Linked DNA regions of Homo sapiens: region 1 is linked to region 2. A link is an interaction called in ENCODE POLR2A ChIA-PET data of the cell type or tissue named here. Cell type or tissue: OCI-LY7. All regions are shown on one strand. Links, peaks and the distances in the headings refer to the core of each region. The heading gives the core; the rest is flanking DNA.

Region 1 (12,026 bases), core at 5,097-10,096, 200 kb before region 2:
GAAACTAAACAGGCCAGGAGGGAGTGGAATGGCATTTTCAGATTGCTCAAAGAGAGACAAAAAAAGCCTGCCATCCAAGAATATTGTATCCAGCAAAATTATCATTCAAATATAAAGGAGAGATAAAATCTTTCCCAGACAAACAAAAGCTGAGAGAATTCACCACCACTAGATCCATCTTGCAAGAAATACTAAAGGCAGTTCTTCAGTCTGAAAGAAAAAACGCTAATGTGCAAAAGAAAACTTTTCAAAGTATAAAACCTACAGGTAAAATTAAGTACCTGGACAAACTCAGAATACTCTCTTACTGTATTGCTGGTATGCAATCCACTCATAACTCTACTATGAAGCTCAAAAGACATGAGCCAAGGAGTGAAAACAGCCTCTAGAAGCTAGAAAGGCAAGGAAATGGATTTGCTAGAAAGGCAAGGAAATGGAACTTCCAGAAGGGAATGCAGCCCTCTCAACACCTTGACATTAGCCCAGTGAGACCTGCATCAGACTTGTACAGGCCTCAGCAGCTGAATGTATTGTACAGCCTGCAGAACTGTACAATAATAAGTGTGTATTGTTTAAGCTGCTAAGTGTGTGGTAATAGAAAACTAATGTATGTTTTTTTATATAAAGCTAAATTTGATTTCCTAAATATTGTTAAAGATTTTTACACCTGTGTTCATTGTGGTTTTCTTTTTCTGTAATGTCTTTGTTTCATTTTGGTGTCAGAGTAATGCTGGCCTCATAGAATAAGTTGGGAAGTACAGGATTCCTATCTATTTTTTGAAAGAGTTTGTATAGAACTAGTATTATTCCTTTCTTAAATGTTTGGTAGAATTTGCCAATGAAGGCATTTGGGCCTGAAATTTTCTTGGTGAGAAGGTTTTGTTTTGTTTTGTTTTGAGACAGAGCCTCACTCTGTCGCCCAGGCTGGAGTGCAGTGGCACAGTCTCGGCACTGCAACCTTTGCCTCCCGGGTTCAAGCGATTCTCCTGCCTCCGCCTCCTGAGTAGCTTGGATTATAGGTGCCTGCCACCACACCTGGCTAATTTTTGTATTTTTAGTAGAGCCGGGGTTTCTCCATGTTGGCCAGGCTGGTCTCGAACTCCTGGCCTCATGTGATCCATCCACCTCAGCCTCCCAAAGTGCTGGGATTACAGGCGTCAGCCACCGCACCCGGCCTGTGGGGAGGTTTTTAATTACTAATTTCAATGTCTTTAATGGGTATAGGGCATGTACGTTATCTATTTTTTCCTGAATGAACTTAGATTAATCATTTTTGAAGTCTTAGTTGCTAGAAAAAAATATTTAAAAATTGGTGAATTTTCTCATTAAAGCAGCTTTTAGTGCATTTTTGAATATAGTAAATATAAATATTTTATATTTATAGAATATATTTTAGATCTGAAAAATAATTATTATGAGAGTCCACATATTACAAAAATACAAATATTATATCTGAGTCCTTACTTACCAGGAGATCTGATTATAACTTGATTTCCCATACATTTATGCCACTCCCATGGGCCATAAACATGCCAGTCACTGTGATAAATTTACTTTGTAAATCAATTAATTGACTTTGTGATTATATATATATCATTTACAGTGATTCTGCTTCTAAAAAGTGGAACCTCTTTCCATATGCTGTTAGAATTATTTATAAGCTTACAGAGGTTTAGGCCAGACCCCAAACTGTGTTAAATTCACAAGGTAATGAGTGCTAACCTGTGAAGCCTCTTGAAAGAGAGGTCACTACCTATCTCTGGCCATATGTCCCAATCCTGCCATTGTATAGGGCAGTGGTTTTTACTGAGAGTATTTTAGAAATTCACTTGAGTGTTACTGATAGTTAGTGAGTAGGGGGCTCAGGATGCAATGCCCGTAATAACCCCACACAGTGAGGAATTGTCCCAAGTCCTGTACAACTTACAAAATATCCTGCTGGTTAGTCATGAAGATTAAAAGCTTGTTTACAATTTTCTGAGACTAGAACCTAAGTCTAGTCTCTATGTTTTACACATAAACACAAAGTATTTTTTGCGTGGTTTTAATATATAATTAATATTCTAATCTTTATTTTAGCATTTATCCCTGCTCTCTCTTTTTTTTTGTATTTCTACTATAGAATGGCCTTAAGTCCAAATTTATTTCGTCTATAACTGTATGCACTCATCTAACCACTTTGCTATGTCTTTTAGGGTTGAACCTGCGCATTTTCCTATGAAATACATGCTATTTTATTATTAATTGCCTTTTTCTACTCTGTATTACACTGAGAGTTATTTTTTTTAATTAGACATATAGTTACAGTATTGTATATAAATTCCATTTCAGGACAAAGGAGCATCACAAAATATTTGTTATGAAAAGGGTGGGGATGTTAGATTTGAAAAGCCTGAGAGGCATGTTATAGAAACAAACTTTCTTCTGATTTCAGTACTTTTCCTATCATTATAGTTGCTATTACATAAAAATGTAAAGTCTTGGAATGAGTCCATATTACTGCTTCAAAATAACCAAAACAATAAAAATGGATTTAACTTCTATTTCGCCTACAAAATAGCCTAACACAATTATTATATCCATCAAGTCTAGGACATCCAGCCATAGTGCTCACACATATGCATAGTAATCACAAATTTCAGTGCACAAACTTAGATCTGCAAAGAATATAACTTACTTCTTTTTTACCCTGTCACTGAACGCAGTACCTCTGGGGTCCCTATTCTGCTGGGTGGAGGAAACCTGGTTCCAGTCAATTCAGATCATCTCAGTTAATTCATGATCTCATCCTGGCTCCCCTCCAGGGAGCCAGTGCGTTGGAGCTGAAGGAAGTGTGTGGTCCATAGTCATCCTTGCACAAGCCTCTGCAGAAACATTCCTGTTCCTGGCTGGCCTTTTTATATCATCCATCTAGATCATGCTGCGACCTCCTTGCCTGCGGAGACTCTTTGGACCATCTCTGTGCCACATTTGTGCTCTTCTCAACACCAAATCAAAAACATTCATCAGTTCAGCTGCAACCCCTTCCACACTGTGGTGTGAGAAGCCTCTGAGCCTGCCTTCCATCACCTTGTGCAACCATTGTCATCTGCTGCTGCCACACTATACTGGGCACAAGAACCGCAGGGAGTCTTGCTATCCTCTCATCTGCCCCCCGGCTCCTCCAGGGGATGAGGCATGGTTCTTTCCACTCTTGTATCCCTCCGTCCATTATTTCTTCTACACTAGATCCAGTCCTGGGGGCAGAGCCCAAGATGTGTGCTTAAGGTCACAGCCATGTCCTTTAGCTTCGTTTCCAGTCCTCTCTCTTCCCCTGGCTCTGAGTGATTGCTTAAGCTAAATCTATTAGCTCATCCACCTGCTGACTATCCATTTCCGGAGCCCAGACATGGATCTCCCTGCCTGCTTCCTGGGTTGAGGGTCACAGGGTGACAAAATTACTAGGAATGAGAAAAGCTGTTACTTAATATTTGGAAACATCATTCCAGTGGAGATGCAGGGCACATGAGGCATACTGCTTAGCCTGTAATAATTTTCTCTCTTTTCAGTCTATATGCCTAACTTTATGCCAGGATAGTGAAAGTTTTCATGTGCTTATCGTTGTGACCTTTGCAAGGTATCAGGTGAAGAAGGCAGGCACATTGTATTGCTGTAGATAAATAGGATTAATGACAGGAATATGGGATATAAACCTTTTTGCTAGGTCTAAACCATCCTTAACTATGCCATGAGTCTCTCACTATCTTAATGATGTAGGGTCATCATTTTAATTTTTTTATTGTAGTATGCATCTTTCAGTGGTGTCTTCAATATACGTCAGTGTGGATCATTTAATGTTGGAAAAACAGGTAAAGACACTTTAGTTTGTGGTCTACTTTTACAATTTATACTTTTCTTCTCCTTTCCTCCTTCTACAAAGATTATGTCCAGCAGTATGCATCTTCCTGACTTGCAGATTCTAGCCTGCTATAAAATTAGGACACCAGACACCGCACATATTGCTAGAATTGCGTCTGAGACTGAATAGGTCCTGAGTTAGTCTCTAATTGCATGGACTTCGTGGTGCCTATTGTGGTAACTCAGGGGCATTTGTTTTGATTTGTTTGTTTGTTTGTTTGGTTGGTTGGTTTGGTTTTTTATCCTGGCCCTTGGCTGTTCATCCCTTTGTCTCCTGCTGCAAGGCCTCCTGTTAGCCATTTGCCTCTCATTAGGCATGGAGCTCCAGGCTGCCTTCCATGTTCTTTCCTCCTGAGTGGCCTCCTCACCTGCTTGGGATGTCCAGTGTCAATCACCTGGATTCTGCCCTCACTCCCACTGTGCATGCCCTGGTCAGAGGTGGGGCTGCTGCCCAGGACTCTGGGGGCTCACAGAGTTTATTTCACTTTGGCCTTGGAGCAAGTGTTATCTGCAGATCCGAAGAGGTTCTTGTTATTATTGATTAAGTATGCATTCAATATTTGAAATGCTTTAAACAAACTGCTTCATGTTTGGATATATTGAGTTATTTTTGTTTCTGCCATTAAATGTTTTACTCTCCGGTTATTCTTCAGGGAGGATTGTGCTCATCAGTGTTCTCGTGACTTTTGTTTGCCTCTCTCTGCATTAAACACCCAAACATCAGTGAGATCCTTTAGAATCTGGCAAAACTTCAGAGAACTCTGAGGAAATGAAACTGCCTGTCCACTCAGTTTCATTGATTTTTCTGAGTAACCTTAAAGGCATATCTTACTACTTAAGAAGTAGAGATTCAGTAAAATGTTGTTTCTGTTCCAAGGATAAAAATTGAGAACATTTAACTTGTATTATATACTTGGAATCATAAAGACAAATTGAAATAGTTGATGTCTGCCCAGATAGAATGTGCTAGCTTTCTCTGGCTTAACCATCTCTGAAAACACATTGACATAAATTTCCATCTTTCTCACCACGCAAGTTGTTAGTACACCTGTTCTTTTGAAACCACAATTCTGTTTGTTCCTGTGTGTTGATGGTATTTTCACTTTTCTCCTGCTGCCCTTGAACTTGCCAGACTCTCCAGCACTTGTGTGGTACTTTTCTCATTCATTACTTCTCTAGTGGCATTACTGAAGGATAAACAGCTGTCTAGTCAAAATTATCTGGCCACGTTCAGTGGGTTTTAGGTCTGAAAGGGGAGCCAAATAATGTGTGAGTAAACTGTAACACTCCCTAAGAGTGCCAAAAAAATTAGTTTGCCTGGAAATCCATTAGTAAAAAATATCAAACATTCCTAAAAATTAAACAATAGGAAAAACAAACAGGGTTTTAGTTGTTAAAAAGGACAGACCAAATATTTGGTACTTTTACTCGCTTAATACATCAAACATGGGTCTTCTGTGCTACTTGTCAGGGGGATTCTGAATATGAAGATCAAACCTTGCATTACCCATACCTCCTAAGTGAGAGCACCTCAACATTTTGTGCTTACCTTACAACTTTCATCTAAAGATCTCCAAGATCTGTGAATACTTATGTTTTAAATTACAGGAAAAAGTTAAGTTGTTGCTTGCCAATATGTAATAAATTAGGACACTGTTTTCCAGTTTCCAGTTCCATTTTAACTTGTAGAGAATAAACGTTTTCAATCTTTCAACAGACTTTGGAGTCTTTTCATCCTTAATAAATGTTAAAGGAGAGATAAAACCCCATTGATATCTCAGCATTATAAGCAATGGCATTAGCCTCATTAAAGTGAGGAAATATTTTACTACAAACTTTTATAACATTTTTCTTTTTAATCCTCATTCATCCCTGATTTTGCCCTTTCCCTGCATGCATCTTTTTTAAATCTCCACATCTTTTGGTGGCTACATCCGTGTATTAGTCCATTTTCACACTGCTGATAAAGACATACCCAAGACTGGGTAATTTATAAAGAAAAAGGTTTAATGGACTCACAGTTCCATGTGGCTTGGGAGACCTCACAATCACGGTGGAAGGTGAGGGAAGAACAAAGGCACATCTTACATGGCAGCAGGCAAAAGCAAAATGAGAGCCAGGTGAAAGGGGAAACCCCTTTTAAAATCATCAGCTCTCGTGAAGCTTGTTCACTACCACGAGAACAGTATGGGGGAATCTGCCCCTGTGATTCAATTATCTCCCACTGGGTCTCCCCTACAACACATGGGAATTATGGGAGCTACAATTCAAGATGAGATTTGGGTAGGGACACAGCCAAACCGTATCAATCGGTTATTTGGTGCCTGGCTGCCAGTCGCACTCCACCAGAACCCTCCTCTTGCTAGCCCAGCTGGACATTCTCCTTGCTGGTGCTCTTAGTCAAGATGTAAAGTCTGGTTAGTGTCTGAGCTGGTGGTCAGAGCACTTATCTGCCCTGAATGCTGCAAACCATTTTAAACCCCTACGAATAATCAAATGTGTATTTGAACAAATCTTCAGTTTCTGGTGTTTAATTTGAATCCCAGGCTATTGTTATAGTGTTTTTTTCTATGATAATTGATGTCCTTTATTTAAACTCATGGGAACAGAAAGGAGTTATCCTGGCTCTCCCCTGATAGTAACAACCCCCCTCACAATTCACTGTGTTGTTGCACTTCTCAAGAAATTACCTATAGAATAGAGAATGCAGGCTGGGCGTGGTGGCTTCTGCCTGTAATCCCAGCACTATGGGAAGCCGAGGTGGATGAATCACCTGAGGTCTGGAGTTCAAGACCAGCCTGGCCGACAAGGCGAAACCCTGTCTTCACTAAAAATGCAAAAATTAGCTGGGCATGGTGGTGGGCACCTGTAGACCCAGCTACTCAGGAAGTTGAGGCATGAGAATCGCTTGAACCCTGGAGGCGGAGGTTGCAGTGAGCCAAGATTGCACCACTGTACTCCAGCCTGGGAGACAGAGTGAGACACTGTCTCAAAAAAAAAAAAAAAAAAAAAAAAAGAATAGAGAATGCAATCTAGGAGGACTCTATGCTTAGAATACTTTGGTCTTATGAAAACGTGATGTTTTGGAGTGTGGCTATGATACTTAAATCTAATATATGTTTAGTAAATATCCAGATAGGAGCCTATTCTGTTCTGTGTACTTTGCTGGTGCTGATGACTAGCATACATAAAAATAGCTAATATTATTTAGCACTGCTTCTATGCCAGGCACAATATTAAGGTGGGTATTTTGTTATCCTCATTTCTCAAATAAGGAAACTTAGGCTCAGAGATTGAGTACTTGCCCAAACCCACAGTGCTTAGCTCCTCTCAGTTCCCTGCATTTCAGTGAAATTAGACATGGGGCAGTAGGGGTGATAGGGGAAAGTGATGATGGTCATAAAACACCTAGACCTATACCTTTTTGTTTATACCTAGTCATCATTTAGCTCAAGTTTTCCTTAACTTCTGGCAGCAGAGTATACCTAATAGTATAACTAGTCTTTAATTAAGAAGCAGCCTTGACACAGACACCCTAGTCTCTAATGTGCGATTGCATAAGGCCTCCTGCTCCCTGTGCCTGGGCTCTCATCTCTCTGGTGGTCACTTGGCTGGCTCTGTCCTGTCCTTATGGTTTCAGCTCCTCCACAAAGCCCAGTCATTGCCTCCCATGAATGGAGAGATCTTATCTCTTTTTCTCACTCACTCCGTGAGGGACAGGACCTTGTCCATCCTGTTTGCTGCCCTTTTTCCAGATCTGGAGTGGTCCCTGGAACATGGCAGCACTCAAGAAAGATGTGTTAAAGGAATAAGTGAGTTCTTTCTTCCAGGCCAAGACTGATGCTTCTTGAAATGCTCCCAATCAACCCTCTTAGACTCCAACATAACTGACCAGGGACCAGATTAGACAAACAATTCTGATATTTGAGGGTTTGATTTACTTAAATTCTCACTGGGGTCCAAGAGCACCCCTTGCCAGCTCCTATAGTTTAAGCAGCAGTATGTAGAATAGCCAATGAAAAGTCAAGGTCACAGAGTAGCTGGACAAAGGCTTAGAAAAAACAATGCAGTGACCTAAGTTAATGTTTAGTGCCTTTAACCTCTATTTTCGGTGAGTGGCCTTTTCCCTAATTATTTGTTCCTCCAAATCATTGAGCCCTTCTGTGTGGTAGGTCCTGTGCTAGGTCTTGGAAATAAAAACATTAAGAAACTTTTTGCTCTTGAGAAGCAGAGTTCATGGGGAAGACAAAGCCATGAACAACTGATTAACAATAGACAGAGCTAAGTATAGTAGAAAATGTGCACATAAAATGTAGCAGAAATACAGAGCAGAGATGAAGACCATCTAGGGCACTAAGTGGCAGGTTCACAGAAGATATGATCTTTAACCCGTGGCACTTTAGGCAAGGGAGCCAACATGTGCAAAGGCAAAATTAGCATGAAAGGGCATGACATATTCTAACAACAGGGAGAAGTTAGTTCTACGTGACTGAAGCTCAGGGCACTTTTTATGGGGGAGGACAGGAGTTGATACCCAAAAAGGAGGTTGGGGGCAGATATGAAGGATTCTATATGTGGGCCTGAAGTTGGAACTTTTTCCCTGATTGGAAAGCAATCAGGTCTTTAAACATGCATGTGGCCTGATTGATTTTGGGTTTTACAAACACCTCTGGTGGGAACTTGAAGCGGTATATAAATTAGCCCAGGAGCCCAGACAGAGGAGTGCCTGACCTAAAGCAATGGGCTGCAGAAGGGGGGATGATTGGAAAGCTGTTTTAAAGGTAGACTTGGCAGAATCAAATGCACATTCTGTCAGAAATGATTCAATGTAGTGCAACAGGGAAAGAGTAGCCAAGCGTGGTGGCACACACTTGTAGTCCCAGCTACTTGGGAGGCTGAAGTGGGAGGATTGATTGAGCCCAGGAGATCGAGGCTGCAGTGAGCTGTGATCCTGCCACTGCACTCCATCCTGGTTGGAGGAGTGAGACTTTGTCTCAAAAAAAAAAAAAAAAAGATAAGATTTGAGAATATCAGAATGTAATTTGAATATCTAGGTAGATAATGTCTCCAAAATCTTTTAGCAGGAGAAGATTGAATTTACCGAATCCTTTAGATGTGTACTAAGACATATATTAGCACTCCAGTTTGCCTCTCAGTAATTTAAAAAAAAATCCAAAGAATCAACCATCAACAAGCAGATACTTTTCTGGGACAAAGAGGCTTCTCCATTTTTGAAACGATGTTGCCTACTCATCTGTTAGTCACCCTTGCATCAGGGCCGTGTTCAAAGAGATGTCCAGGCTTGGTATGAGGCTGCTAGAGCCTTCCTTGCTTTTCCTTTTGTGATCTTTGAGTCAGGTTGGGAAGGATGACTAGGGTAAGCCCCAGCTGAAGCATGCACAGGGATGTTGGGGTAGAGATGATGTTTCAGGGCAGCCCTCCACGGCCAAGCCACACATTAAATTGTTTGGGGAGTAGTTCTAAAAATTAATGCTGTTGTCATGGTTTCATTTTGATTTTTATCAGCTGGATATGGATGAGGCTTCATTGTCATATACTTAATGTTTTTGCTTAGATCTTTGGCAAACCAATATTTTTCCATGACTTTTTGACAGTTATTTTTGTTCAATAGTGAATAATAAAGTGAGATTTACGGTCTGTATATGATAATGTTTGTCTTACTTTGACATTTCTTTTCTAGACAGTAAAGGCCTTATAATTAGATTTTCCCTGTGCCAAAACATTGCTGCAAAACCATCTCCCTGAAAAAACGTTTCTTTGCTTCTTTTAGGAGCTGGCGTCATCTTATTTTGATTTGGAATTTTTTTCATATGTCAGTCAGGAAATGAAACAAAAATTTCTCTTGAATATGAATTCTTAACAAGAAAGAAATTAACTTTTGCCGAAAAATAAAACTAGAAGGGAAAATGAGAAGAAACGTCTTTGAAATGCTGATGGTTCCATTGTCTTTTTAAATTCTAATTTATGTCAAACTTCAGTGAGCAATATAGGAAACTCCCTTTTCCACCTTGTTGCAAAAGAGCTTATTTTATTCTTGTTGCTACTCCTACCAGTTTTATGTTGAATTCTTTGAAATACCCAGGAGACTGAACTAGAACTTATGGACCGCACCCTATTTCTCATATAGTTAACCAACTAATGTCCTAACTCAGTGGATTCTGCCCCATTGCTGATAAGTGGCAACCATCGGCCAGGTGCCATCTGTGGGGGTACAAGGACAGGCGAAGCTGAACTGCCCTTCTGCTGAGGCCACATCTGCAGTTGGCGCTATGCCAGGAGAGCCTTGGAGAAGTTGCACATGTGTCCATTGACAGTGCTTTCTCTTTGGAGTGCTCTTAAAAAGAATAACTGTTGATAGAATCGCTTATTGCTAATGGCAAAACATCACAGAGAACTAATTGCAAAAACAGTCACACTTACTACATCCGTGGCCTCCCCTAATGATATGTGGAAACACCTTCCCTTTCCTACAGTAGCAAAAGTGGCCAAATTCTCTGTACAACCCGGAGAATTTTCCTATCTGAGTCATAACTGAAGAGCTGCTCCTAGAATCAGATTCCAGATCCAGCCACCCTTGTCCCCATCATCTCCACTCTTATTTCCACCACCATCTTCATCCAATACTTTCCGTTGAGCACTAACAAATATGTGCAACTGAAGGACACTACATAATACCTCAGAGAAGTGTATCTATTTAAAACAGAGACAACAGGCTTCTTCTAAAGTATTGAGCCAGCATCACTTACAGCAATCCAGACAACAGAGTGAAATAATCGTTCTGTCTCAGCCTTTCTTGATATCACGGGAAGAGTGTAGGTATTTCTTTCCAGTGTATTTTTGTATCACATGAATAGCACCTTCTTCTAAGTTTCGATACATTGGTTATGAGTGATTGCTACTCTGTGCAGTATCATGAACATGGAGGAATTTCTTCTTTCTACTGATGGTGACCTTTTGTTGTTTTGAATATACGGGTCTGCTCAGCTTCAATATGAAATGGAATGTGTATTTCAACAACTGGCCTGAGTGAATGTTTGGGCCTTGAGTTTTTGTCAAGAAGTGATGTGGGGAGGTTTGAAGAAAGATTCTTGTAAGTCTGTGATGTCAAATGATGAGATTGTCTGTCACCGACCCATGTGTTGAAGAATTGTTTCCTCACCTGATCTAACTCAAGACTCTTCTCTACTCCCTTTCGAGAAGCACAGAAAAGAACTGAGAACTGGTGTGTTAAGGGCGCCACCAAAAGTTTCCTTGGCAGTAGAGCCTTGAATTTCTTCCCCAACAGCAGCTAAGCCTTCTCTAAAAGGAATTACCATTACCTTGAAATAACTTCCTATGTACACTCATAGGAAGAGTGTACACTTTGCTGAGGTTGACCGTACTTGTGGTTTTCATCAGGAAGTGAAAGTTTATGTGGCCTACATGTGTGAGCCCACTCTATACTAGGGATAGCAGGAGTGTGGTGCTCTAGGGGCAGAGGCCTGGGGTGTCACACAGACCTTGTTGGAATCCTAGCATTGCCATCTATTCACTGTTTGGCTTTTTCAAACTTCCTTTTAAAAAACGTGACAAAATGGTTATAATACTAAACTATTTGGGTTGTTGTAAATTTTAAGAACAACAGCAGTTACTACCATGTATTGAGCACTTAGGTTGTGTCAGGTACCCTGCCAAGAAAAGATCATAAGCAATGTCACTTCATTTCCATCATAATACATGAAGTAGTGCTATGGTTTGGATGTGGTTTGTTTCCACCAAAGCTCATGTGGAAGTCTAATTGCCACTGCATCTTGGGAGGTGGGGCCCAGTAGGAAGTGTTTGGGTCATGGGGGCGGGTTCCTCATGAATAGATCAATGCTGTCTCCCAGGATCGAGTTCTCAATCTCAAGGGAATGGATTAGTCGCCATGAGAGTGGGTTGTTATAAAGTGAGGCTCTTCCTGCTCTTTGGTCCCTCTTTACCTGCACCTGCCTCTCCTTCCACTTCTCTGCCATGTTATGATGCAGCACAAAAGCCCTCACCAGCAACTGATGCCAGTGCCTAGCGCTTGGACTTATCAGTCATCAGAATTGTGAGCCAAATAAACCTGTTTTCTTTATAAATTACCT
Region 2 (12,026 bases), core at 2,803-7,802:
AGCCCACTGAATTGGATGTTTTCTCTCTCTTTCTTTTATTATTGTATTTGAATTTCCCCCTAGCCAGATGGCTGATAACAATTCTGTTTCTCTTCTTTTCCAATAAGTAAATTCCAGACTCAAGAATATCCCCTCAACAGGCCAGAAAATTCCATCTTTGATAAGCCAGTGGGTAGAGTTAATGGAGGAAGAACTTGCTGATCAGGGACTCTCAGTGTGTTAGTCTGTTTTCATGCTGCTAATAAAGACATACCCGAAACTGGTTAATTTATATGGGAAAAATGTTTAATGGACTCACATTTCCACGTGGCTGGGGAGGCCTCACAATCATGGTGGAAAGCAAGGAGGAGCAAGTCATTTCTTACATGGATGGCAGCAGGCAAAGAGAGAGCTTGTGCAGGGAAACTCCTGTTTTTAAAACCATCAGATCTCATCAGACTTATTCACTAACATGAGAACAGCATGGGAAAGACTCGCCCCTGTGATTAAATTATCTCCCACTAGGTCCTTCCCACAACACGTGGGAATTATGGGAGCTACAAGATGGGATTTGGGTGGGGACACAGAGCCAAACCATATCACTCAGTTTATAACATACAGAATCACAGCCTCTGAGCAGAGGAGACCTTGCAGCCCCATGCACTACACTGGGGCTGGTGCCTGGGACTAGGGCCATTTCAGGCTATGGCGCCTCCCCCCACCATTCTTCCCTCTGTATTTCTGCAGATTCCTGCTGGGAACCAATGCCTATTAATGAGGTTTCTACTTCTAGCCTATGAGTTAACATTCTTTTTGTAAATTAATTTTTTAATATTTTATCTAAACAAATATAAACCAAATTGTATTTAAAGGCTCATGAAGGAGGACTGCATTCCTCTACTTCACGCTTTAGTCTCATGCCTCAGAGGCAGAACTTTGAACTTCAGCTATTTCTTCTGATATTTGCCATATTTACACTGCCATTACAGACACATCAATTTTAGATGTTATCTCTTGACTTTCTAACAAATGGCAGAATGGGGATTTAGCTCTCTTTCTCTAACATCCCCACTTGCCTTGTCTCAATATAGTGTCACAACTTTTTAATTCAATTGATATTTGGCTAGGTGCGGTGGCTCATGCCTGTAATCCCAGGACTTTGGAAGGCTGAGGCTTGGGGCCAGGAGTTTGAGACTAGCCTGGCCAACATGGTGAAACCCCATCCCTACTAAACTTACAAAAATTAGCCAGGCATGGTGGCACACTCCTGTGGTTCCAGCTACTCAGGAGGCTGAGGCACGACAATTGCTTGAAACCAGGAGGTGGAGGTTGCACTGAGCTGAGATCATGCCACTGCACTGCAGCCTGGGTGACAGAGTGAGACTCTGTCTCAAAAATTTTAAAAATAAAAATAAATAAATTGATATTTAGTTTTTACATTTTATGTTCCCAGGCAAGTTAAGTAGTATAATTTCCTCCATTTTATAATTTTTTGCCTATCTGCAGTTATTATTTGCATTTCTTTTTTTCTTACTTTTACTCTTGTACATATGTGTCCCTTAGTCTTTCTAGATCCTCTCACAAAATTATAAAATTCCTCTTAAAACAATTTTCTACATGGTAGAATCTATCAGATTATCTAATCAGATTTTTTAACCTAGAGGTTACCTTTTCAGAGCCCAGAGCTCTTCTAGCCTAAGCAGGTCGTTAACACAGAGTTAAGAGTGCAAAAGATTTATGGAAGAGCAATTGCTCTGAAAGGAAAAGGGAATTAAGGATTGGACAGGGGAGCTGCTGCCCTGAGTTGCAAACCTGACAAAGATTCCACCCGTCCAATGGGGAGCGCCAGTGCAAACACTGCCTTTTTAGACGCCCACGTTATTTCTTCAACATCTTGCTTAGTCATTGACTAAGGGCTACCCCAAGAAAAATGTGACCTTGGCTCAAAAGTTGAGGCAGATCCCAAAGGAACTACTAGCTATAGGTTGTCAGCTAATCACACCCTTTTTGGTTGGGCAGCAAGAGCAACAAGTCATTTTCTGAAGGGGATCTGAGCAGTGCTTTTTGTTTTGTTTTGTTTTGTTTTGTTTTGTTTTGTTTTGTTTTGTTTATGCGGAGTTTTGCTCTTATCGCCAAGGCTGGAGTGCAATGGTGCGATCTTGGTTCACTGCAACCTCTGCCTCCCAGATTCAAGCTATTCTCCTGCCTCAACCTCCCAAGTAGTTGGGATTACAGGCATGCACCACCACACCCAGCTAATTTTCGTATTTTTAGTAGAGATGGGATTTCGCCATGATAGTTAGGCTGGTCTCGAACTCCTGGCCTCAGGTGATCCACCCACCTCAGCTTTCCAAAGTGTTGGGATTACAGGCATAAGCCACCATGCCCGGCCTTGAGCAGTGCCTTTCTAGGTCTGCACAGATCCCATTTTCTGAATCCCACGTGTTCCTCTTTCTTGTTTTATACCCTCATTTTGGTGTAGCACATTTTTAGTAGTTGCTGAAATGTAAAGTTTTTGAGACCTAGGATGTCTTAAAATGTCATTTTACCCTCATACTTGACAGTTTGTTTGGGCATAGAATTCTATATCTCTTTGACTTATAATTTTGGTAGCTCTATTGTCTTTTAAGTTCTGATGTTGCTGTTGATAAATCCGATAGTATTCTGTTTCCTACTCTTTAAATTTTCACTTTTTTCCCGCACTATTTTGCTTTCTCTGGAAATTTTTAGGATCTACTCTTTATTTTCAGTGTAATTTCCATCATAATTTAAAATAATGTGACTTGGTGAACCTTGTTCATTCATTAGGTTGGGCATACAATTCTCATGTTCAATCTGGAGAATGATTTCATTAAATACTGAGAAATATCTTTTATTATATATTTAATAATTTCCTTTATTTTTTTCTGGTCTCTCTTTCTTGACTCCTATTAGTCAGATATAGAACTTTCTAGATTGACTCTAACTTTTTTGATATTTTCTCTCCTATTGCCTATTTTTTGTCTTTTTCATCAACTCTCTGGGAGATATTTTATCTTCCAATCTTTCTGTTGAATTTTTATTTCAGCTATCAAGGGCACTTTTTCAATACTCAAATTGTTTTTTCATAACACCCTATTCTTGTTTCATGTTTTCTCCCATTTTTTGGAGGATATTAGAATTCTTTTAATATTCTGCTCTCTGTAATATCTCTATTTCCTCTAGATCCTTTTTTTCTTTTCTTGTGTGTTTTGTTTTGTCTTTTATCTTGGAGGAATCTGCTGACCTTAATTGTCTGATCAAATTTAATAGTGACATATTATGGAGCTCATTGATAGTTGTTTAATGGCAGTCCCTGCTCTAGAGAGATCAAGTGGTAAGCTGTTCTTTAATTGCAGGTCCTAAAATGTCAGGGTTTGTAGACCTTTTCTTTGGAATCTTCACATTTCTTTCAAAGAAAAAGACTCCAGTCTTCCACCTGTGTGCTACTTTACTGGCTGCCATTTGTTTTCCAGTAGAGAAAGAGACTGAGGGACTCTTAGTTTACTACTCAAACTTTTACTCCATCTTCCTATTTTCAGTGGAACATCTCCCTTCCACCCTTCCCTAAGATCTAAGATGTGCTGATGTCCCAGAATAGAGAGCCTCTTATGTCCACTTTTCTCAGAGAATAAGTGTGTAATTTCCAGACTACGGGGGTGGGAGTGTTGGTGGGGGTGGAAGGAGTAGTTCCCTGCTGGGTGGGGGAGGGGAAAACATGGCATTATAAATTCTCTTTCCATAACTTTCAACCAGTCCTCTGTTTTTATTTCCATAATTAACCTACATTTTCCAAAATACCTAACACTCTTAATTCCTGAGATATCCTAGTTTTCTGTAGTGTGAACTGGCTTGCTTCTCATTGATGCCTCTCTTTGAAAGTTCTTAGATTTCAGCTTTCTCAGCTCTGTTCTACCAGTCACTACTCCTATATCCACTTTTTTGAAATATTTTATTTTACTTTATATTTTGTACAGACAGAGGTCTCACTATGTTGCCCAGACTGGTCTTGAATTCCTGGCTTCAAGTAATCTTCCCACTTTACCCTCCCAAAGTGCTGAAATTACAGGCATGAGCCACTGTGCCAGCTTCAGAACTTTTATAATTCTAAGTGGCTGTTGCCTCCTCTTCTTTGGACTATAATAACATACATATATATACATTTTTCATATGTCTTGACTGGTGGTCTTTTGGACAGAAGAGATATAAATGCATGTACTATTTTTATTTTTTTGAGACAGAATCTTGCTTTGTCACCCAGGCTGGAGTGTAGTGATGAGATCTTGGCTCACAGCAACCTCTGCCTCCTGAGTTCAAGCTATTCTCATGTCTCAGCCTCCTGAGTAGCAGGGATTACAGATGTGTGCCACCACGCCCAGCTAATTTTTGTATTTTTAGTAGAGGGTTTCACCATGTTCACCAGCCAGGCTGGTCTCAAACTCCTGACCTCAGGTGATCCACCTGCCTCAGCTTCCCAAAGTGCTGGGATTACAGATATGAGCCACCACACCTGGCCTAATGTACTATTTTTAATTTAAAATATCTGACACAAATTTTCAGTAGGCTTACAGGAAGTCCATACTGTTTTCCTTTTACCTTTATTCCAATTTTTGCAAACATTGGGGCATCTGTATGATGCATTTAGGAAAACTTACAGTTCCAGCATCCCAAGACTCACAGATAATACTGTTTCCTTAAATGTTCTAGAGGTAACAGCATTGTTTATGCAGTGGGCATGTCCATCAAAACTTCTGTATGGTTATTTTCCTTGCTATTCTGGTATGTATTTTGCCATAACTTTGTTTTGGGATTCACATTCCAAGCTTTGTTATTAAAGATGGAATAGGAGTGAACATTGTGTAATGTCTTAACTTCCCAGTAGAAATCATGAGGCCTCAGATTTTTAAACTCAAAGGTTAAAGGCTGGCCGCATAGAGAGAGTAAATGTTTTCAGTAAAAGCAAAAGAACAATTTTTTTATAAGCACAAAAATATGTTCCCTACCTTCTCTAAGAGCCATAAAATTGCTCAAATGTTTCCCTATCCAACCACTCAAGTGATGCTTAGACCTCTCCCTGCTGCTCACTCATCCCTTCCTAAGGGTGAGTGGAGACTGTGCTTGCACACCTGTGGTGATGGGAAACTGACTTCCACTTTAGGCAACCCCTTCACCTTTCTCAGCCTTGACTGTTCTTATTTTTATAATCTACCCCATATGGAGCTCTGATTATGTGCCCAGCACTCTGCTAAGAGCTTTACAAATAATTCATTTAATCCCTGCCACAGCCCTGCAAATGTTGTTATTTCCATTTTGCAAATGAGGAAATGCAGAGAGCTTAACTGCTTGCCCAAGTTCCCACAGTGAGTGAGTGAGGGCAGGGCCAGCAGGTAAGCAGCAGCTGGTCTGGCTGTAATTCCTTGTTCTTTCTATTTGTTCTTCCTTTTGTCAAGCCCAAAATACCCCCTCTCCATAGCTTCTACCCACTCAGGAGCATGGGGCAAAAGCCAAACCTCTGTCCCTCAGGAGAGCACGGGGAAAGGCCAATTCTGTCTTCCACATGAGCACTCTTCAGCTATTTCGAGATATTTATCTGACGTTCATTCTACTCCTGGCTAAAGTTTTCCTGAAAAAAGAAATTTTAAAAAAGATCAATACCTGTTTTGAGAATATTAAGTGTACTTCTCCCTTCAGTTTCTAAGCTTTTTTCCTACTTGAGGCACTGGTTCAGCCTCATAAAGGGGCATAGGCTGGGTGGGTGTCTTCAGTGTGTGCTTGGAAGCTGCTGCTCAGAAAACAGCTGAGACTCTGCCTTACACCCACCTTGTGAAGGGCCACAGTGGATCTGTACAAGCCAGGAGCTTCTTTAGTCTTGTCCTGGCACACCCAGCACATCAGCCACTTTGAATGGAGCTCCTGCAGGAGGAGACTCAGCTGAGTCCCAGAGCAATAGTAATTGCTTCATAACAGGGATCATAAAGAGACTTTGTTGTGTGTCCTTAAAGCAGCTTCAAATTACAGATTCAGATTGGGCAAATACCCCTATAAATCCCACCGGATAGCCTGGTTCCTTGGTTATAAGCAGGTTTGTTTTTCTGTACTGTTACCCAAATTCCCCTGATTGTAATCCCTCATAAGCCTATTTAAACTGCAGAATCCTGGACTCCACAGAGGAGTTCTGGACCTCCTAAGTCCGAATCTTCAAGAGAGGGACCTGCAGTTTGAATAAGCCTCTCCCAAGGGTTCTCATCATCCCTTAGTGTATTAGTCCGGTTTCACACTGCTATAAAGATACTACCTGAGACTGGGTAATTTATAAACAAAGGAAGTGTAATTGACTCACAATTCCGCATGGCTGGGGAGGCCTCAGGAAATTTACAATCACAGTGGAAGGGGAAACAGACCCTTTTTTACAAGATGGCAGGAGAGAGGGAGAGTGAATGTGCAGGGGAAACTGCCATTTATAAAACCATCACATCTTGTGAAAACTCACTCAACTATCACAAGAACAGCATGGGGGAAACTGTCCCCATGATCCAATCACCTCCCACCAGGTTCCTTCCTCAACACCTGGGGATTACAATTAAAATGAGATTTGGGTGGGGACACAGAGCCAAACCATATCACCTAAGCTTGGAAAGCATTGTTTTGAGGAGTTCTTTGCGTGAAATTCCATTCCTTGTCCTTTATTTTTTATTTTTTGAGAATCTCGCTCTGTTGCCCAGGCTTGAGTGCAGTGGTGAGATTTCGACTCACTGCAACCTCCACCTCCCAGGCTCAGATGATTCTCCTGCCTCAGCCTCCTGAGTAGCTGGGATTACAGGCATGCACTACCACACCCAGCTAATTTTTGTATTTTTATCCATTCATCAGTTAGTAGACATTTGGGTTATTCCAGTCTGGAGCTATCATGAATAAAGCTACTATGAATATTCCAACTCAGGTCTTGCTGCAGACATGTGTTTTCATTTCTCTTGAGGAAATACCCAGGAATGGGATTGCTGTGTCATATGCTATGTGTATGCTTACCTTTATCAAGGTGTATGCTTACTCTTTGTCAATCAAGAGATTGATCAGCTGTTTTTCAAAGTGGCAGTATCATTTTGCAATTGCACCAGCAATATACTACTGAATTTTTTTGAAAAAGACAATTATTTGTAGAGAGATCTACAAATACCTTTATTTTGCATCATCAGCACAGATGTAGAATTAGTTTTGTTAAAGCACTTCTTTTTTTTTTTTTTTTTTTTTTTGAGATGGAGTTTTGCTCTTGTTGTCCAAGCTGGAGTGCAATGGCACGATCTCCACTCACCGCAACCTCCGCCTCCCGGGTTCAAGCGATTCTCCTGCCTCAGCCTCTCCAGTAGCTGGGATTACGGGCATGTGCCACCATGCCCAGCTAATTTTGTATTTTTAGTAGAGACAGGGTTTCTCCATGTTGGTCAGGCTGATCTCAAACTCCCGACCTCAGGTGATTCACTCGTCTTGGCCTCCCAAAGTTCTGGGATTACAGGCGTGAGCCACTGCGCCTGGCCTTAAAGCACTTCTTAAGAGTTCTGGGCTTGGAGTCAGATTGAGCTGGGTCTGTTACAAAATTCAACAATACTGTGTCCATGATTTTGGACAAGTGGCTAGATCTCTCCAAATGTATTTCCCTTATTTGTAAGACAGAGATAATAATTCCTCTCTGCTTAGAGAAGTCGTAAGGATTAAAGGAGATGAAACACATAAAGCACTTAATACATTACCTGATATATAATAATCATGATTAACATGTTACTCTTATTATTTTCATTAACTTCTTTATAATAGTATTTGTTGCAGTAGGGTTTAAACATATGAGAACATGTACTATGAACTTCACTTCTTTAGGGTTTCTTTTGGGTAATAATTTAGAACTCAAGAAAACCACAGGAAGCTGAAAAAGGACGTTTTGTCATTGAAAAAAGATATTTGTAGTTATTTAGAATGAACAACCAGCAAGTCATTTTACATTCTTTCTAGAATTTCTAACTTCAGTTTCCTAATTTGTAAAATGGGGGTCAGGGTGGCGGTGGAGGTAGCCATTCTTACCCTGCCTTTCTCACAGTGTTGCTGTAAAGGTCAAAGGAAAAACTGAACATTATAAATTGTCAAGTATTATATAAATATTTACCACCAGTGAAAGTTTTAGAGGAATTTTTTTTTTTTTTTTTTTTTGAGATGGAGTCTCACTCTGTGACCCAAGCTGGAGTGTAGTGACACGATCTCGGCTCACTGCAATCTCCACAGCCCTGGTTCAAGTGATTCTCCTGCCTCAGCCTCCTGAGTTGCTGGGATTACAGGCACCTGCCACTGCGCCTGGCTAATTTTTGTAGTTTTAGTAGAGACGGGGTTTCACCATCGTGGCCAGGCTGGTCTTGAACTACTGACCTCATGAACCACCTGCCTCAGCCTCCAAAAGTGCTGGGATTACAGGCATGAGCCACTGCACCTGGCCAAGGATAAATTTTGTAAGATATGATTTAATTAGAAAATAGAAATTATAAGATAATAATGTCCTTTAGTAATTTCCTTTTTCTTTTTTTTATTATTATACTTCAAGTTCTAGGGTACATGTGCACAACATGCAGGTTTGTTACATATGTATATGTGTGCCATGTTGGTGTCCTGCACCCATTAACTCATCATTTACATTAGGTATATCTCTTAATGCTATCCCTCCCCAACCCCACCCCACAACAGGCCACGGTGTGTGATGTTCCCCTTCCTGTGTCCATGTGTTCTCATTGTTCAATTACCACCTATGAGTGAGAACATGCGGTGTTTGGTTTTTTGTCCTTGTGATAGTTTGCTGAAAATGATGGTTTCCAGCTTCATCCATGTCCCTACAAAGGACATGAACTCATCCTTTTTTATGGCTGCATAGTATTCCATGCTGTATATGTGCCACATTTTCTTAATCCAGTCTATCGTTGATGGACATTTGGGTTGCCTCCATGTCTTTGCTATTGTGAATAGTGCTGCAGTAAACATACGTGTGCATGTGTCTTTATAGCAGCATGATTTATAATCATTTGGGTAGATACCCAGTAATGGGATGGCTGGGTCAAATGGTATTTCTAGTTCTAGATCCTTGAGGAATCACCACACTGTCTTCCACAATGGTTGAAGTAGTTTACAGTAAAAGTGTTCCTATTTCTACACATCCTCTCCAGCACCTGTTGTTTCCTGACTTTTTAACGATCACCATTCTAACTGGTATGACATGGTATCTCATTGTGGTTTTGATTTGCATTTCTCTGATGGCCAGTGATGATAAGCATTCTTTCATGTGTCTTTTGGCTGCATAAATGTCTTCTTTTGAGAAGTGTCTGTTCACATCCTTTGCCCACTTTTTGATGGGGTTGTTTGTGTTTTTCTTGTAAAGTTGTTTGAGTTCTTTGTAGATTCTGGATATTAGCCCTTTGTCAGATGAGTAGATTGCAAAAATTTTCTCCCATTCTGTAGGTTGCCTGTTCACTCTGATGGTAGTTTCTTTTGCTGTGCAGAAGCTCTTTAGTTTAATTAGATCCCATTTATCAATTTTGGCTTTTGTTGCCATTGCTTTTAGTGTTTTAGACATGAAGTCCTTGCCCATGCCTATGTCCTAAATGGTATTGCCTAGGTTTTCTTCCAAGGATTTTATGGTTTTAGGTCGAACATTCAAGTCTTTAATCCATCTTGAATTAATTTTTGTATAAGGTGTAAGGAAGGGATCCAGTTTCAGCTTTCTACATATGGCTAGCCAGTTTTCCCAGCATGATTTATTAAATAGGGAATCCTTTCCCCATGTCTTGTTTTTGTCAGGTTTGTCAAAGATCAGATGGTTGTAGATGTATGGTATTATTTCTGAGGGCTCTGTTCTGTTCCATTGGTCTAGATCTCTGTTTTGGTACCAGTACCATGCTGTTTTGGTTACTGTAGCCTTGTAGTATAGTTTGAAGTCAGGTAGTGTGATGCCTCCAGCTTTGTTCTTTTGGCTTAGGATTGACTTGGCAATGTGGGCTCTTTTTTGGTTCCATATGAACTTGAAAGTAGTTTTTTCCAATTCTGTGAAGAAAGTCATTGGTAGCTTGATGGGGATGGCATTGAATCTATAAATTACCTTGGGCAATATGGCGATTTTCATGATATTGATTCTTCCTATCCATGAGCATGGAATGTTCTTCCATTTGTTTGTGTCCTCTTTTATTTTGTTGAGCAGTGGTTTGTAGTTCTTGAAGAGGTCCTTCACATCCCTTGTAAGTTGGATTCCTAGGTATTTTATTCTCTTTGAAGCAATTGTGAATGGGAGTTCACTCATGATTTGGCTCTCTGTCTGTTATTGGTGTTTAAGAATGCTTGTGATTTTTGCACATTGATTTTGTATCCTGAGACTTTGCTGAAGTTGCTTATCAGCTTAAGGAGATTTTGGGCTGATACAATGGGGTTTTCTAAATATACAATCATGTCATGTGCAAACAGGAACAATTTGACTTCCTCTTTTCCTAATTGAATGCCCTTTATTTCTTTCTCCTGCCTGATTGCCCTGGCCAGAACTTCCAACACTATGTTGAATAGGAGTGGTGAGAGAGGACATCCTTGTCTTGTGCCAGTTTTCAAAGGGAATGCTTCCAGTTTTTGCCCATTCAGTATGATATTAGCTGTGGGTTTGTCATAGATAGCTCTTACTATTTTCAGATACGTCCCATGAATACCTAATTAATTGAGAGTTTTTAGCATGAAGGGGTGTTGAATTTTCTCAAAGGCCTTTTCTGCATCTTTTGAGATAACCACGTGGTTTTTGTGTTTGGTTCTGTTTATATGCTGGATTACATTTATTGATTTGCATATGTTGAACCAGCCTTGCATCCCAGGGATGAAGCCCACTTGACCATGGTGGATAAGCTTCTTGATGTGCTGCTGAATTCAGTTTGCCAGTATTTTATTGAGGATTTTGCATCAATGTTCATCAGGAATATTGGCCTAAAATTCTCTTTTTTGGTTGTGTCTCTGCCAGGCTTTGGTATCAGGATGATGCTGGCCTCATAAAATGAGTTAGGGAGGATTCCCTCTTTTTCTATTGATTGGAATAGTTTCAGAAGGAATGGTACCAGCTCCTCTTTGTACCTCTGGTAGAGTTCGGCTGTGAATCCGTCTGGTCCTGGACTTTTTTTGGTTGGTAAGCTATTAATTATTGCCTTAATTTCAGAGCCTGTTATTGGTCTATTCAGAGATTCAACTTCTTCCTGGTTTAGTCTTGGGAGGGTGTATGTGTCGAGGAATTTATCCATTTCTTCTAGATTTTCTAGTTTATTTGTGTAGAGGTGTTTATAGTATTCTCTGATGGTAGTTTGTATCTCTGTGGGATTGGTGGTGATATCCCCTTTATCATTTTTTATTGCATCTATTTGATTCTTCTCTCTTTTCTTCTTTATTAGTCTTGCTAGCGGTTTATCAATTTTGTTGATCTTTTCAAAAAACCAGCTCCTGGATTCATTGATTTTTGAAGGGTTTTTGTGTCTCCATCTCCTTCAGTTCTGCTCTGATCTTAGTTATTTCTTGCCTTCTGCTAGCTTTTGAATGTGTTTGCTCTTGCTTCTCTCGTTCTTTTAATTGTGATGTTAGGGTGTCAATTTTAGATCTTTCCTGCTTTCTCTTGTGGGCATTTAGTGCTATAAATTTCCCTCTACACACTGCTTTAAATGTGTCCCAGAGATTCTGGTATGTTGTGTCTTTGTTCTCGTTGGTTTCAAAGAACATCTTTATTTCTGCCTTCATTTCGTTATGTACCCAGTAGTCATTCAGGAGCAGGTTGTTCAGTTTCCATGTAGTTGAGCGGTTTTGAGTGAGTTTCTTAATCCTGAGTTCTAGTTTGATTGCACTGTGGTCTGAGAGACAGTTTGTTATAATTTCTGTTCTTTTACATTTGCTGAGGAGTGCTTTACTTCCAACTATGTGGTCATTTTTGGAATAAGTGTGATGTAGTGCTGAGAAGAATGTATATTCTGTTGATTTGGGGTGGAGAGTTC

Evidence for each region. ChIA-PET counts read pairs that join two places held together with the same protein. Peaks named below come from ENCODE experiments on the same cell type or tissue, not always from the same donor. Only the 100,000 strongest peaks of a DNase experiment are listed, where the experiment ranks them.
Region 1: POLR2A ChIA-PET joins it to region 2 with 7 read pairs; 2 of 35 experiments call an interaction of 5 or more read pairs at or near these places.

The regions. Positions count from the first base shown.
Region 1 is chr5:78,887,136-78,899,161 of GRCh38, reverse strand. All of the region lies in intron 4 of ARSB (arylsulfatase B), which reads left to right. Among named protein-coding and RNA genes, the nearest start is that of ARSB, 92 kb to the left of the region's middle. RefSeq lists an enhancer at 11,552-11,601. In OCI-LY7, for the core only: no CTCF peak of the experiment used is centred there; no DNase peak of the experiment used is centred there.
Region 2 is chr5:78,684,605-78,696,630 of GRCh38, reverse strand. All of the region lies in intron 4 of LOC124900191 (a long non-coding RNA gene), which reads left to right. Among named protein-coding and RNA genes, the nearest start is that of LHFPL2, 42 kb to the right of the region's middle. In OCI-LY7, for the core only: no CTCF peak of the experiment used is centred there; no DNase peak of the experiment used is centred there; H3K4me3 peaks cover 279 bases; H3K27ac peaks cover 1,812 bases.